Linked DNA regions of Homo sapiens: region 2 is linked to region 1. A link is a contact called in ENCODE Hi-C or POLR2A ChIA-PET data. All regions are on one chromosome and are shown on one strand. The core of a region is the stretch at or near the end of the contact, and the rest is flanking DNA. Distances in the headings are between cores, read along the strand shown.

The links. A loop is a pair of places that touch in the nucleus more often than their neighbours do. ChIA-PET counts read pairs that join two places held with the same protein, here RNA polymerase II (POLR2A). Pooled maps may share reads with other maps.
Region 2: a map of adrenal gland shows a loop between it and region 1 (2.5-fold over the local background). The contact joins two enhancer-like sites. A Hi-C loop is called at or near these places in 1 of 168 maps with a recorded cell type or tissue (adrenal gland), 1 of 37 single-sample maps with no recorded cell type and 9 of 50 pooled maps. POLR2A ChIA-PET finds 5 or more read pairs at or near these places in 3 of 52 experiments (OCI-LY7, WTC11 and activated naive CD8-positive, alpha-beta T cell).

What each region holds. Positions count from the first base shown.
Region 1 is chr15:25,760,424-25,767,340 of GRCh38, reverse strand. All of the region lies in intron 2 of ATP10A (ATPase phospholipid transporting 10A (putative)), which reads left to right. Among named protein-coding and RNA genes, the nearest start is that of MIR4715, 85 kb to the left of the region's middle. Within about 2 kb of position 4,665, at least 2 of the 41 ENCODE cell types and tissues checked have a DNase peak (open chromatin) inside an H3K27ac peak, as active enhancers do.
Region 2 is chr15:25,929,849-25,936,662 of GRCh38, reverse strand. The region is part of intron 1 of LINC02346 (long intergenic non-protein coding RNA 2346); the gene reads right to left. Among named protein-coding and RNA genes, the nearest start is that of LINC02346, 31 kb to the right of the region's middle. RefSeq lists enhancers at 5,196-5,695, 5,696-6,197. Within about 2 kb of position 2,827, at least 2 of the 41 ENCODE cell types and tissues checked have a DNase peak (open chromatin) inside an H3K27ac peak, as active enhancers do.

The DNA.
Region 1 (6,917 bases), core at 3,416-5,915:
CATCCTCTGCTTCCTGGTGACAGCAGCCTTGCATGGCACCCCCTTCACCGTCTCAGGGGTGCCACAGCGTGTCCACCCATCTCCTCTCTGCAGGAAGCCCTACGTTCTGCTGCAGCACCTGCCAGAATGATGCACCAAAATTGCAGTTCTAACCTTGGCACTCTCAGGCTGAAAGGCCTGCAGCGGTGAGTGTCACCTGTGAATACCATGGTAAAGTTAGGGAATGGCTCTCTAGACCAGAACAGGCAGAAGGGAATTTGATTGCTGCCCACACATCTGACTGTAATGTGCTACGTAGCGGAGCAGCCCTCTTCAAAGAAATTGCTGATGCCAAGAAACCAGGCAGGGCAAAGTGTGTGTATGTGTATATGTCTGCCTGTGAATGTCCATGTATTAAGTTATATGGGGCCCATTAAAGTTTTTTTTTTTTTTTTTTTAGAAACAGTTCCACTAGTTTAAAGTATGGACAAAACCCCGATTAGAGTATTTTTCGGGAGTTTTTTGGGACTGGTGCCTTCTCAAGCTGCAGCTCTAGTCCCCGTGGCACCTAGCTGTGTTCTAGGATGTTTTGCTGAGGCCCGAGGAGCGCTTGCAGGCGGCACAGACACTGAGCTCAGGGTGCTGGGATGGAAGCGGCTGGGTTGGGGCCTGGAGGCAGTGTTTGAGCGTGTGGTTCCTCAGTGCATGTAAGCACCACCTGGCCCTTTCTTGTCACCGAGAACTGCCAGCAGGAAGATCCAATTACAATAGAGGCTGGTGGAGCTTCCTGCCCTCCTCACTTCTTCTGCTGGCTCAGAGGGAAGCCCTATTTCAGGAGGGGTGTGGGCTGCTGGGCTGGGCCTGGGGAGGGAGATGCTGGTGGAGCATTTGGGGGCTTGAGGATGTTGGGTCTGAGGGCCTGACCACAGCACAGTGAGACACTTGATTATACAGGCAGGCTACAGCATGGCATGGAGAGTGAGCTTTGGGGTCTGCCTCCTACATTTGCTAGCTTGTAATCCAAGAACATCATTTGACCTCTCTGGGCCTCAGTTTCAGTATCTGCTGATATGGTTTGTCCCCACCCAAATCTCAACTTGAATTGTATCTCCCGGAATTCCCACATGTTGTGGGAACCAGGGGGAGGTAACTGAATCATGGAGTCTGGTCTTTCTTGTGCTATTCTCGTGACAGTGAATAAGTCTCACTAGACCTGATGGGTTTATGAGGGGTTTCCACTTTTGTTTCTTCCTAATTTTTGTCTTGCCGCCACCATGTAAGAAGTGCCTTTCACCTTGCACCATGACTCTGAAGCCTCCCCAGCTATGTGGAACTGTAAGTCCAATTAAATCTCTTTTTGTTCCCAGTTTTGGGTATGTCTTTATTAGCAATGTGAAAACGGACTGATACATCTGCAAAATGGGAATGATGTCAGAGGTCCTTCTGGCCTGTCCTTTGCACTGCACCTGGCAGGTGGTGAGTGCTCAGAAGGGTGGCCGCCCTCAGCACTGCCCTGCTGCTGCTGTCATTGAAAGGCAGGCTACTGGAGGAAAGGTGAGACCGGCACCAGGAGTGAAGTTATAGAGAAAAGGGTTTGCGTCTCTGTGAGAAGAACTTGATCATGAATACAATACCTCTGTCTAATCCACAGAGCTGGAAGAATTAAGGTGAGGCTGGAGAGTTTGGGTATTAGATGAGAATTGGCTGTCCAGGGCTGGGAGCTTCCAGCCCGAGCTCTGGGAAGGAGGAAGCTGCGTCTCAATGATCTTTTCCTTGCCCAGGACTTCAGGAGTGACCGCTTACCTGCACATGAGAGCAGGACAGCTGTAGTGCCGCGGTGAGGGATGTGATATCATTAGAGGCTCTACACGGGCAGAATTCTGGAATGTGGGTGGGAACGCTAAGTCTCTGACTTTAACCTGAGCTTTCTTGGTGCCAGAAAACCAGAGCAAGTTGGACACGCTGAATGTTCTGGAGGGCTTCTGAGATATCAAAGACAGGAGCAGGTAGACGTGTTTCTAATGGAAAGTTCTGATGCTGAAGGGGAATTCTTTGTTCACATGTTGTCATTATTGGCAGGTATTCTATAGAGGAGTGGAGAATATTGGATTACTATGCTACTGGCTGTTAAACATTGTCTCTCCACGAAGCCACCAGGCTGTGCCAGGCAGACACAACACCCCCGCCCCGCCCCCCTGTGTTGTGCTGACTTCATCATGAGGGCTCCACAGGGCTGCTGGTGCTCCCCAGAGATCCTTCACCTGAAACATCAGGGCTGTTTAAAGTCTAGGCTTCAAGGAGAAAATCGTCTAGAAGCAAGTCTTGATGCTGTTTAATGTGTGTCCTGCATCCTCACTAGCATTCCACAGACAAACGCTTCAGCCGGGAGGTTTAATAGAATGAAGTGCATTTCCTTACCTTTCCCTGCAGTCACAGGTCCCCAGTGGCACTCATTTCCTGAACCCAGTCATGGAAGCCACAATTACCCTCTGCCATTAGCAGGCCGGAGCTTTTAGCTCATGGCACTCCTAAACCCGAAGGTAGAGCGTCTGCGGTTTCTAGCATCATAGGCTGAGTGATAACCCTTTGTATTTCAGGTGATGGGAAGAAGTGAAGGATAGCTCAGATTGTTGGAAAGGGAATATCTTGGTCTGTTCCTAATACTGTAATGAAATGACCACAGACTGGGTCACGTATAAATAATAGACATTTATTTCTGACAGTTCTGGAAGCTGGGAATACAAGATTGAGGCGCCAGTAGATCTGGCGTCTGGCAAGGGCCCTCTTCCCGGCCTGCAGACAGCCACCTTCACTCTGTGTCCTCACATGGTGGAGAGAGAGAGAGAGGCAGAACTTCGAGTGAGTGTCTCTTCTTAGAAGGGCACTAATCCCACTCGTGAGGCTCCACCCTCATGCCCTAATCACCTCCCAAGGACCCACCTTCAAATACCATCAAATTAAGGACTAGGTTTTAACATATACATGGGGGACTCAAACACATACATTCTAAGGGCTAAGTTTTAACATATACATTTTGGGGGACTCAAACCTGCCATCTGTAGCAGGGAACATCCTGAGTCCTGGAAGCCCGCGCTGCACGGTGCACCTTAGGTTGGAAAGCTCTTTGCCCAGGATTCCTCATTTTCGTAAGTCTTTGTCGGGTCAGTGGAATAACAGCATCAGCCTCACTCGGTGCCTTGAAGAAATGCAGAGTCCCAGGCCCTGCCCAGATCCACTGAGGCAAGGATCTGCATTTTGACAAGATCCTGGGGGATTCATGTGCCCATTGGAGACTGAGAAGCCCTGCATTGCATGGGTGTCACCTGGACATAATGAGGCATATTCTTCTCTAATTGTTGTCCTTGGTTTTGCATGCAAGTGGGATAATCCGCTTCTGTGATCTTGCTTTCCTGACATAGTTGATATTTTCATACTTCACTAATCAAGCACTTAAAAGAAGACACAGAGAGGTTATCTTTTACAAAAAAATGTACTTTTGAAAAGCTCTAAATAAAATAAAATGAAACGGTGTTCTCCTATAGATATAATTTTAGGGATGCTTTATTTCCATTGCTTATTGATTGATCCACAGGGGAGGAGCTTATAACTGGCCAGCTCTCATCTGCAAAGTAGTTAATTATTAACAGCACTTATTTGCACTGATCCTGTGCTTCCTGGAGTGAATCATTTTACAGCAGGTGCTGCAGAATCAGTGTCTTGCTGTGTCCTGGTCTTCATTAATCTGCAGCCTGTGTTCCTCCAGCTTTTCCAAATAATGACAGAGGACAGACATTCACAGAAACAATCTTTAATCCGGGCACCCTGTGGCCCACTCAAGTTGACACATGAAATTAACACTCATGTGCGTGGAAGCCTCTCAGAGGCATCCTTCTGGGAGCCCAGTACTGGAAGGGATGCTGGAGAGCCAACTTCACCAGGAGGAAGTGAGTCTGGATGCAGGGGGAGGAGCCTGGCCATCTGCTGTCGTTTGGGATGAGTCGGACTCACTGGTTGCTGATATTCAAGACCAACAGATGAGCGGATGTTAAATTAGTGATCTAGAATTAAAAGGATGCCCAGTCCCAGTGAAAATAATTTATTTCAAGAATTCCATGGGCAAGCAATTTAGGCACGTAAAATAACACCCTTATTCTCAGCAGGTTAATTTTGCTCGAGAATGAATTGAGTGCAGGTGGAGGAGCAATTATTTTCTTACAAAAATAAGCTTCCCTTTCCCTAAGTTGAAAATAGCCTTGGATAAGTCAGATGACAGTAGTTTCTTAAAGACAGGCAGTTCATTAACTGGTTGTTTTTAGCTGCTCAGTAAGAGTCTTTCAAAAAACCAAAAGTTTGGGAAAATGTGTGTCACTTGAAAAAAACACATTGTTAATTATCGGTTGAAAACTTTAGCTGCCCTTTCGTTTTTTAAACAGCCTTATTGAGGTCTGACTGACATAAAATAAACCACACATATTTAAAATGTATAATTTGGCCAGGCTCATGCCTGTAATCCCAAAGTTTTGGGAGGCCGAGGTGGGAGGATCACTTGAGGCCAGGAGTTGGAGACCAGCCTGGGCAACGTAGCAAAACCTTGTCTCTACAGAAAATTTACAACTTAGCTGGGCATGGTGCCACACGCCAATTCCTAGCTGGTTAGGAGGCTGAGGCTGGAGGATCCCTGGAGCCCAAGAGTTCTAGTTTGCAGTGAGCTATGATTGTGCTGCTACACACTAGCCCAGGCAATAGAGTGAGACCCTGTCTCTAAAATAATAAATAAATAGGCTTGGGCACAGTGACTCATGCCTGTAATTCTAGCACTTTGGGAGGCCAAGACGGGAGGATCACGTGAGCCCAGGAGTTTGAGACCAGCCTTAGCAACACAGTGAGACACAGTCTCTACAAACATTTTTCTTTCGAATTTGCCGGGCGTGGTGGTGCATTCCTGTAGTCCCACCTACTCGGGAGGCTGAGGCAGAAAGATTTCTTGAGGCCAGAAGATCAAGGCTGCAGTGAGCCATGATTGTGCCACTGCGTTCCTGTATTAGTCTACTCTCAGACTGCTAATAAAAACATACCCAAGACTGGGTAATTTATAAAGGAAAGAGGTTTAACTGACTCACAGTTTGGCATGGCCGGGGAGGCCTCTTGAAACTTATAATCATGGCTGAAGGGGAAGTAAACATGTCATTCTTTATATGGTTGACAGGAAGGAGAAGTGCCGAGCAAAAGGGGGAAAAGGCCCTTATAAGACCATCAGATCTCATGAGAACTCACTGTCACGAGAACAGCATGGGGGGAACCGACCCCTGAGTCATTTACCTCCCACCGGATCCCTCCCACAACATGTGGGGACTACGGGAGCCACAATTCAAGATGAGATTTTGGTAGAGACACAGCCAAACCATATCATTCCACCCTACCCAAATCTCACGTCCTCACATTTCAAAACACAGCCATGCCTTTCCAACAGTCCCCCAAAGTCTTAATTCATTCCAGCATTAACCCAAAAGTCCAAGTCCGAAGTCTCATTTGAGACAAAGCAAGTCCCTTCTGCCTATGAGACTATAAAATCAAAAGCAAATTAGTTACCTCCTAGATACAATGGGGGAACAGGCACTGGGTAAATATAGCCATTCCAAATGGGAGAGGTTGGCTAAAACAAAGGGGCTACAGGCCCCATGCAAGTCCAAAATCCATAGGGCAGTCATTAAATCTTAAAGCTCCAAAATGATCTCCTTTGACTCCATGTCTCACATCTAGGTCACACTGATGCCAGAGGTGGGCTGCCATGGCCTTGGATAGCTCCACCCTTGTGGCTTTGCTGGGTACAGCCCCACTCCTGGCTGCTTTCACAGCTGGCGTTGAGTGTCTGTGGCTTTTCCAGGCACTTAGTGCAAGCTGTCCGTGGATCGACCATTCTGGGGTCTGGAGGACGGTGGCCCTCTTCTCACAGCTCCACTAGGTGCTGCCCCTGTGGGGACTCTGTGGTAAGTGTGAGTCAATTAACTCTCTTTCCTTTATAAATTACCCAGTCTCGGGTATGTCTTTATTAGCAGTGTGAGAACAGACTCATACAGTAAATTGGTACTGAGAGTGGCCCCGGACAACCACTGATCTTCTTTCAGTCACTGCAGATTATTTTGAATTTTTAAGAGATAGAAATGGAATAATACAGTGTGTCCTTTTTTCGTCTGACTTTTTTCTCTCAGTATAAATATTTTGAGATTTATCCAAGTTGTAGGTATTCATAGTTTATTTCTTTTTATTGAGAGTAGTATTTGGTTGAGATATATAGTATAGCTCAACTATGTATCTTTTGGATTCATTCATCTGTTGATAGACATTTGGGTTGTTTACAATTTTTGGTTGTGATACATAAATGTGCTATAAAAATTCATATAAAAGTCTTTGCAAAGACTTAGTCTTTCATTCTCTTAGACACATCTCTTAGATAAATCCAGAGGTGGAATGGCTGAAACATATGGTAGGCACATGTTTTATATATGTATGCTTGTATGTATGTATGTATGTTTCAGTCACCAGGCCGGAGTGCAGTGGCACGATCATAGCTCACTGCAGCCTCAAGCTCCTGTGTTCAAGCCATCCTCCTGCCTCAGTCTCCCAAAGTGCTGACATTACATTCATGAGCCACCGTGCCCAGCTCCATGTAATTAATTCCTGCTGTGAACTTGCTTAGCACAAGCCCATCAGTTTTGTGCTATTATAGTTTTGGAAATTCAGTCCAATGCTATGAACTCAAAATTATTAGAAACTATATACTTGTCAGAGTTTTTTTCATTCTTTCCATTCTTTCCATGAACTGCCCTGAAGACATAACACTTGAAGATTGTAAGTGCTTGCAAGTAACTTTCAGAAAGGCATTGGAATAAAGCAATTGCTATGAACACCAAGGCTTAAAATGGCTATGGCAATGCAGT
Region 2 (6,814 bases), core at 1,578-4,077, 170 kb before region 1:
AGGCAGAACTGGGGAAAATCAGGATATGTTTTTTGGGGATAAGAAGGATAAAAGTCCAACCTTATGTAGTAAGACATTTTATCCTTAACTGGCCAAATGATAATTCTTCCCTACTGAAATCAGTTACTATATCTATCTATCTATCTATAATCTATCTATCTATCTATCTATCTATCTATCTATCTATCTATCCATCTACTTATCTATCTACCTATCAATCTAAGCTGCTGGCTTAAAATGTGTCTTACTTGAAAGCTCTCTCAGACCACAGTGTGGGACAGAGGCCTCCATGAGTGCTTCTCACACCAGCACAGAACTTTCTATTATTCGTACGTGGAGGATGTCAAGTTTATTCTTATGAAAAGAAATTGTTCGCAGGAAAGTCACAGGTTTTAAGAGAAATGAAATCATGACGCCCATGAGTTGCGCATTTAGAATGCTAGCGGTTTCTTCAGGAGTCTGTGACAAATTGTCGTGTCATCAGGCTATCACATGCTCCATCTGCCTTCCTAGACTCTTACAGAATTCCCAGACCAGGATAGATCCCATTCTCCTTTTCTACATCTTCCCACTGCAAACTCTGGCCTCAGATAAGAATATTGCTTTGGCAGGGGGTGTAATGTTATTAGAAATAAAGTTAATTAGGAAATGTTTGTGTCTAACCTATTGAATATATGAAATATAATTAATTTTCTGTATCAACTCTTAGAACTGTGAATTGAGTGGCAGGGATGAGGATGAGCTCACAGTAGGCTGGGTATGCACTTTGCCTTCTGGGATTCAAAGAAGTAGGTCCATGCTGTCAGGGCCCAAGCTTTGCTCTCCGTCTCTTGCTGCCCGGACATCTCTTTCCCCTGCTGTGTCCCTTGGACTGTCCTGGGACAGCATCCTCAAGCCCTCCCCGTCTTCCATTTCTGCTGTGCCTCATTAATCGCAAGGAAGCCCATTCACCTCCATGCAGCCAATCAGCACTTAGCCTTTCTTTCTTTCTTTCTTTCTTCCTTCCTTCCTTCCTTCCTTCCTTCCTTCCTTCCTTCCTTCCTTCCTTTCTTTCTTTCTTTCTTTCTTTCTTTCTTTCTTTCTTTCTTTCTTTCTTTTCTTTTTTTTTTTTTGAGACAGAGTCTCACTCTGTGGCCCAAGCTGGAGTGCAGTGGCATGATCTTGGCTCACTCCAACCTTTGCCACTGGGGCTCAAGCGATTCTCCTGCCTCAGCCTCTCAAGTAGTTGGGACTACAGGCACACGGCATCACACCTGGTTAATTTTTTTGTATTTTTAGTAGAGACAGGGTTTCACCCTGTTGCCCTGGGTGGTCTCGAACTCCTGAGGTCAGGAAATCCACCCGCCTCAGCCTCCCAAAGTGCCAGGATTACAGGCATGAGCCACCATGCCCGGCCCTCTTCTTAAATGCTTCTAGTGTTTGATGACTATTAGATTTTGGTGAATATTAGATTTTGACACATAGCATGCATGTTCTAACATCTCAGAACCATTTTTTTTGAATCAAAAACAAATTTAAAGGAAGGGATATGATATTTTTTCCAATAAAAACAGGAAAATGGACTTGGCAGTGGCTGCCTGCTAGGCAGTAAGTGATTGAAGAGTGACTTCATTTCAGAAACATAGCTGCTTTCATCTTTCAGTAAATGAGTCTAAGACCTTTCTCAGGGCACATGCATAAAATAAGGCTAGACATTTTTATAAAACTTACGTCTTTATTCAAACTACAGGAAAAGAATCCAAATGGAAAGCAAGGCAGTGTTCTTCAGGCTAAGGCTTTTTTTTTTTTTTTTTTTTTTTTGAGACGGAGTCTCGCTCCACTATTGCCCAGGCTGGAGTGAGTGCAGTGGTGTGATCTCGGCTTACTGCAAGCTCCGCCTCTCGGGTTCACGCCATTCTCCTGCCTCAGCCTCCCGAGTAGCTGGGACTACAGACCCCCTCCACCACACCCGGCTAATTTTGTTTTTCGTATTTTTTAGTAGAGACGGGGTTTCACCATGTTAGCCAGGATGGTCTCGATCTCCTGACCTCGTGATCCGCCCACCTTGGCCTCCCAAAGTGCTGGGATTACAGACATGAGCCGCCACACCTGGCCAGGCTAAGCCATTTTTATTGAGCATTTACCCCTAGAGGGAGTTCTACAACCCACTAAAGGCCAGGCCTGACTGCATCCTCCCAATTCCCTGTTGTCAAGAAACGCTGGGCCGGGTACAGTGGCTCACGCCTGTAATCCCAACACTTTCGGAGGCCGAGGCAGGCGGATCACTTGAGGTCAGGAGTTCAAGACCAACCTGGCCAATATGGTGAAACCCCTTCTCTACTAAAAACACAAAAATTAGCTGGGTGTGGTGGAGCATGCCTGTAATTCCAGCTACTCGGGAGCCTGACCGATGAGAATTGCTTGAACCTGGGCAGCAGAGGTTGCAGTGAGCTGAGATTGTGCCACTGGGCGACAAAGTGAGACTGCCTCAAAAAAAAAAAAAAAAAAGAAAGAAAGAAAAAGAAAAGAAACCCTGTAGCTAGCGATGTAAGTCGTGCGCCACTAGCTGGCACTGTCGCTCACAGCACACTGCAGGCCTCTGCACCTTTTGCCTCCCTGAGAAAGGCAAAGAAGAATCCCAGTTTACCACGGTGTCCTGTGCTGCTCAGCCTCCGAGTCGTGTCCCTCCCATCAGAGGCCTTCCACGGAGCTCAACCCCTCCCTAGGGCTTGGAGGACGGTGGCAACAGACGAATCTACATACGGGCCTGGCATGTGCGGGCTGGATCAGCTGGAGTTTGAAGGAGAGAATCCGATTCAAAAGAGAGCAGGGGAAGTGGTACCGAGAGAAGCAAGGCAGATGGCAGCGCAGAGTCTGAGAGCGGGAGGGGGCACTTTCAGCCTCAGGAGACGCTCCTGGCAGAGGGCTAGGGCCTGAGATGGGGCAGGGGGCGGGCAGAGAGTGGCTTCCTTCTTCCCTACTGTTTTCCTCCCTCCCTCCCTTCCTTTCTGCCCCCTCGGGGCAGCCAGTGCACAGAGCTCTGCCACCGTCCTTCAGGTAACACTTCACATTACCCTCTCCATGTGGCCTCAGTTAACACATGGTATGTAAAACAAGGAGTTGAGATGAGACCTCTACCGAATTATAGTCATACTCTGTCACAGTCCTCGTGGCACCTTTTCTTTGTAGAGTCGGAACAAGACCCAGAGTATATGGGATGATGAAACCTGAGCATCAGGGTGGCAGGAGCTGTCAGTTAGGAGTGAAGGCAGAGAGAGAGGGACAGACACCACCACCCACCCCACCGCAGTGCAGTCAGTGAAGGCAGGGGGATGGGCTGACTCAATGCATTCACCCAGTGAGTGGGTCGCTCTAAAATACTCATCATTGTTTTCCAGGGCAATATTAGCATTGGCAGCTTTTAAGAGCACCTGAGAATCTGCTCAGAGCATGTGTATCACTGCCTGACTCCTAAACCATGGGATGATTTAGGAGACGTGAGTGATGTGCCCAAGGGTGAGAGTTGAAGGAGAAGGGGGCGGAGACTGTGTATTCCCTGACATTCCCCATTCCCAGTCAGCTCGGGGATCATAAGCTTTGGTGACAGCCTGTGAGCGGTGCCCTGGGAGCCACATTTGCTTTCGCAGTACTATGCTTTGCTAATGTTTGGGAGGGGGACAGCTAACACGTCACACATGTGACAGCCCGGCTGTGCACCGGGACAATCCCCCTTCCAGGCCAGGAAACAAGTGGGTTCTATAAAGGACACTGAACACATTCCTCTGGAGTGGAGCAAGGTGCTTTTCAGTTTTGGCAGCCCAAGGACGAAAAAGCCCAACCACATCCTGCAGTGGAGGAGAGACGGAAAGTCAAATTTAGGGATTCACTCTCACTCCGCACAGGCATCCCCAAGACAAATGGACAATTGTAGTGTTATTTTAAGATTTAAAATTTTCCAGAGTTCTGAAACACCTTTGAGAACTTTCAAAGAAAGCTATTTCTGTCCTTTGAAGGTTAGGCCAACATTTACACTTCTACCTGAATTGTCCAGCTTCTGGCATAGTTAAGCACTTCCCAGCTTCTCCAGAGAAAGCTATGTTCATGATGAGAAAGTTCTTATTGTGCGGTGATGTGAGGTGACACTGCTGGGGGTGGGCAGAGCCCCAGAGAGACTGTTAGAGATCACATGTTTCCACAGGGGTCCTGAAGACGTGCAGAGGTGGAATAAGATCTCCCGTTGGGCTTCTCCCTCTCCACCGACACACTCTAAGCTCCTTGAGAAGGCCTAACATTGGTGTGGAAACCATATCTTCATACTTCTGTGGGTCACAGCCAAATTTATACATGAAAAAGACAAAAGATCATTTCTGTTTCTTTTATGAAATAGAGTAATTTTATACTTTTTCTGTTACCAAATTCAAATTCACTTAACTGTAGGAATTTTAAAATTTACAAAGTTAATCAGAAATGCACTCCAACCTCTTTTCTTCTAACTCTGCCTTAGAATTTCAGAGATAAGGATGTTCATCTTCAATCAGGGGATTGGCCCTTTCTTTCTACTGCTCCATTCTCATGTAGGAGTGATTCATACGCACAAAGGACTATGTTAGTGAAGGGAGGCTGATGCTCACATGAGGGTCACATGCTTCTATGCAGTTCACAGTTAAATATGAAACTGAATGTCAACAAGCAGTTTGGTACAACAATGGGATATCATTCAGACCATCCCTATAAATAGCTGGCATTTATTGAGCACTCACTATTGCCCCAGAGACTTTCTAAGTACTTTATATGTATTAATTATTTACTAATTGTACTCATAGGGTAGGGCTTCTCAACTTCAATAAGTTTGACACTTTGGGCTGTGTATTGTAGTGTGTTTAGCAGCACTCTTTCCTGGCCTCTTTCCACTAAATGCTAGTAAGATCCCCTCCCAAGTCATGAAACCAAAACTGTCTCCATACATTGCCAAATGTCCCCCGGGAGTTAAAACCACTATACCGTCACCCCCAGGTGAGAAACCACTGCCCTATGGCTGCTCCATGAAACATGAAATGGTTGGCAGAAAAGCAGGCCTGGAAAAGTTATTTGGACCTAAGCTATGAACTGGGAGAAATGTTCCTAATGTCTCTGAACACAATAGTTTATGTTGGGAAACCCTCCAGGGAAATTAAGGGGGCAAATTCTGCTTAAGAAAGAATTCTGGAAGTGACATCTGCAAGATGGCAGAATAGGAAGTGCCAGCCCTTGTTCCCCTCAGAAATACTGATTTAATAACCATCCATAGATAAAATTACTTTTCTGAGAGCTCTGGACTCCAAGCAAGAGTATTCAACACCTTGATGGGGCACAGAAATGAGAAAAGACACATTGAAAAGGGTAAGAATATTTTTACTTTACCAGCACCAAGCCTCCTCTAGGCCAGTAGAATGCAGCACCAAGACAGATCTCCTTGGCCCATAAGTTCTCCCATGGGGGAAAGAGAGCATGCAGTGAGCATCTGACTCTTCTGTAGCCTTTTGATTTACTGCCTGAGAGGCTCACTTCTGTTATGCCTCACCCAGAACACTGAGTGAATCAGAAAGGCTAGATTGCCTGGGGGCTGCTAAGAACAACAGAAATAGATGAGGGCTCTCAACAACCAACATGCAGACCTCAACGGCATGCTGGTGGCGCACAGCAGCAGGCCACCTGCCCATGGACCACAGCAGCAAGCCTGCTTACCCACTGACCCCAGCAGTTTTCCAGCCTATGGATCCCACCAGCCAGCCCACTCAGAATCTCTGGCCAGCCTGACTGGGAAGGGGTTTCCCTGCTGAAGCCAGCCTGTAAAGATTAAAAGAGATGACTCCTTCTTCAAAAGTACAGGCACCAGTGCAAAGCCATAAGGATCACAAAGAATCAGGAAAATACAACGATGCCAAAAGAACACAATAAAACCGATAACTGATCTTTTAAAAGATGGAGACCTAAGAACTGCCTGGAAAAGAATTCAAAATAAGTGTCTTAAATAATCTCAGTGAACTATTAAAGAACACAGAAAGAAAGCCACATGATATCGTGAAAACAATACATGAACAAAATGAGAACTTCAACAAAGACATAGAGATGATAAAAGAAAATAAATTTTGGAGCTGAAGGACACAATGACCGAACTGAAAAATTTCAGAGGAAACTTCAACAGCAGACTTGATCAGGTAGAAGAAGAGGCATCTGTGTGCACAAAGAGAGATCGTTTGAAATTATCCAGTCAGAGGAACAAAAAAAAAACAGAAATAATTTTTTAAAAGTAAAGAGAACTTAGGGAACTTATGAACATCATCAAACATACCAATATATGCTTTATGGGATTTCTACAAAGAGAAGAGGAAGAGAAAGTGGTAGAAAACTTATTTAAGGAAATAATGGTTGAAAACTTCCCACATCTGGGAAGGGAAATAGACATCCAGTTTTATGAAGCCCAGATAACCCCAATTACCCAATTAGAAGAGTAAAGAGAAAAAAGAATTTAAAAAAAGAGTGAACAGGGCCTACAAGAATTGTGGGGCGCCATCAAGTGAACTAATTTCCACATAATAGACATTCCCAAAGGAGACAAAAGAGAAAAGGCCTAGAAAGCATACTTAAATAAATAATGGATAAAATTTTCCCAAATCTGAAAAAAAAATGACACCATCCAGGTACAAGAAGCTCAGAAGTTACCAATAAAATTCAGCCCAAAGAGGAAATCCCAAAGGCACATTATAATCAAATTTAAAAAAATCAAAGACAAAGAAAGAATGTTTAAAGCAGCAAGATAAAAGAAACAAACCAAATGCAAGAGATACCCAATACA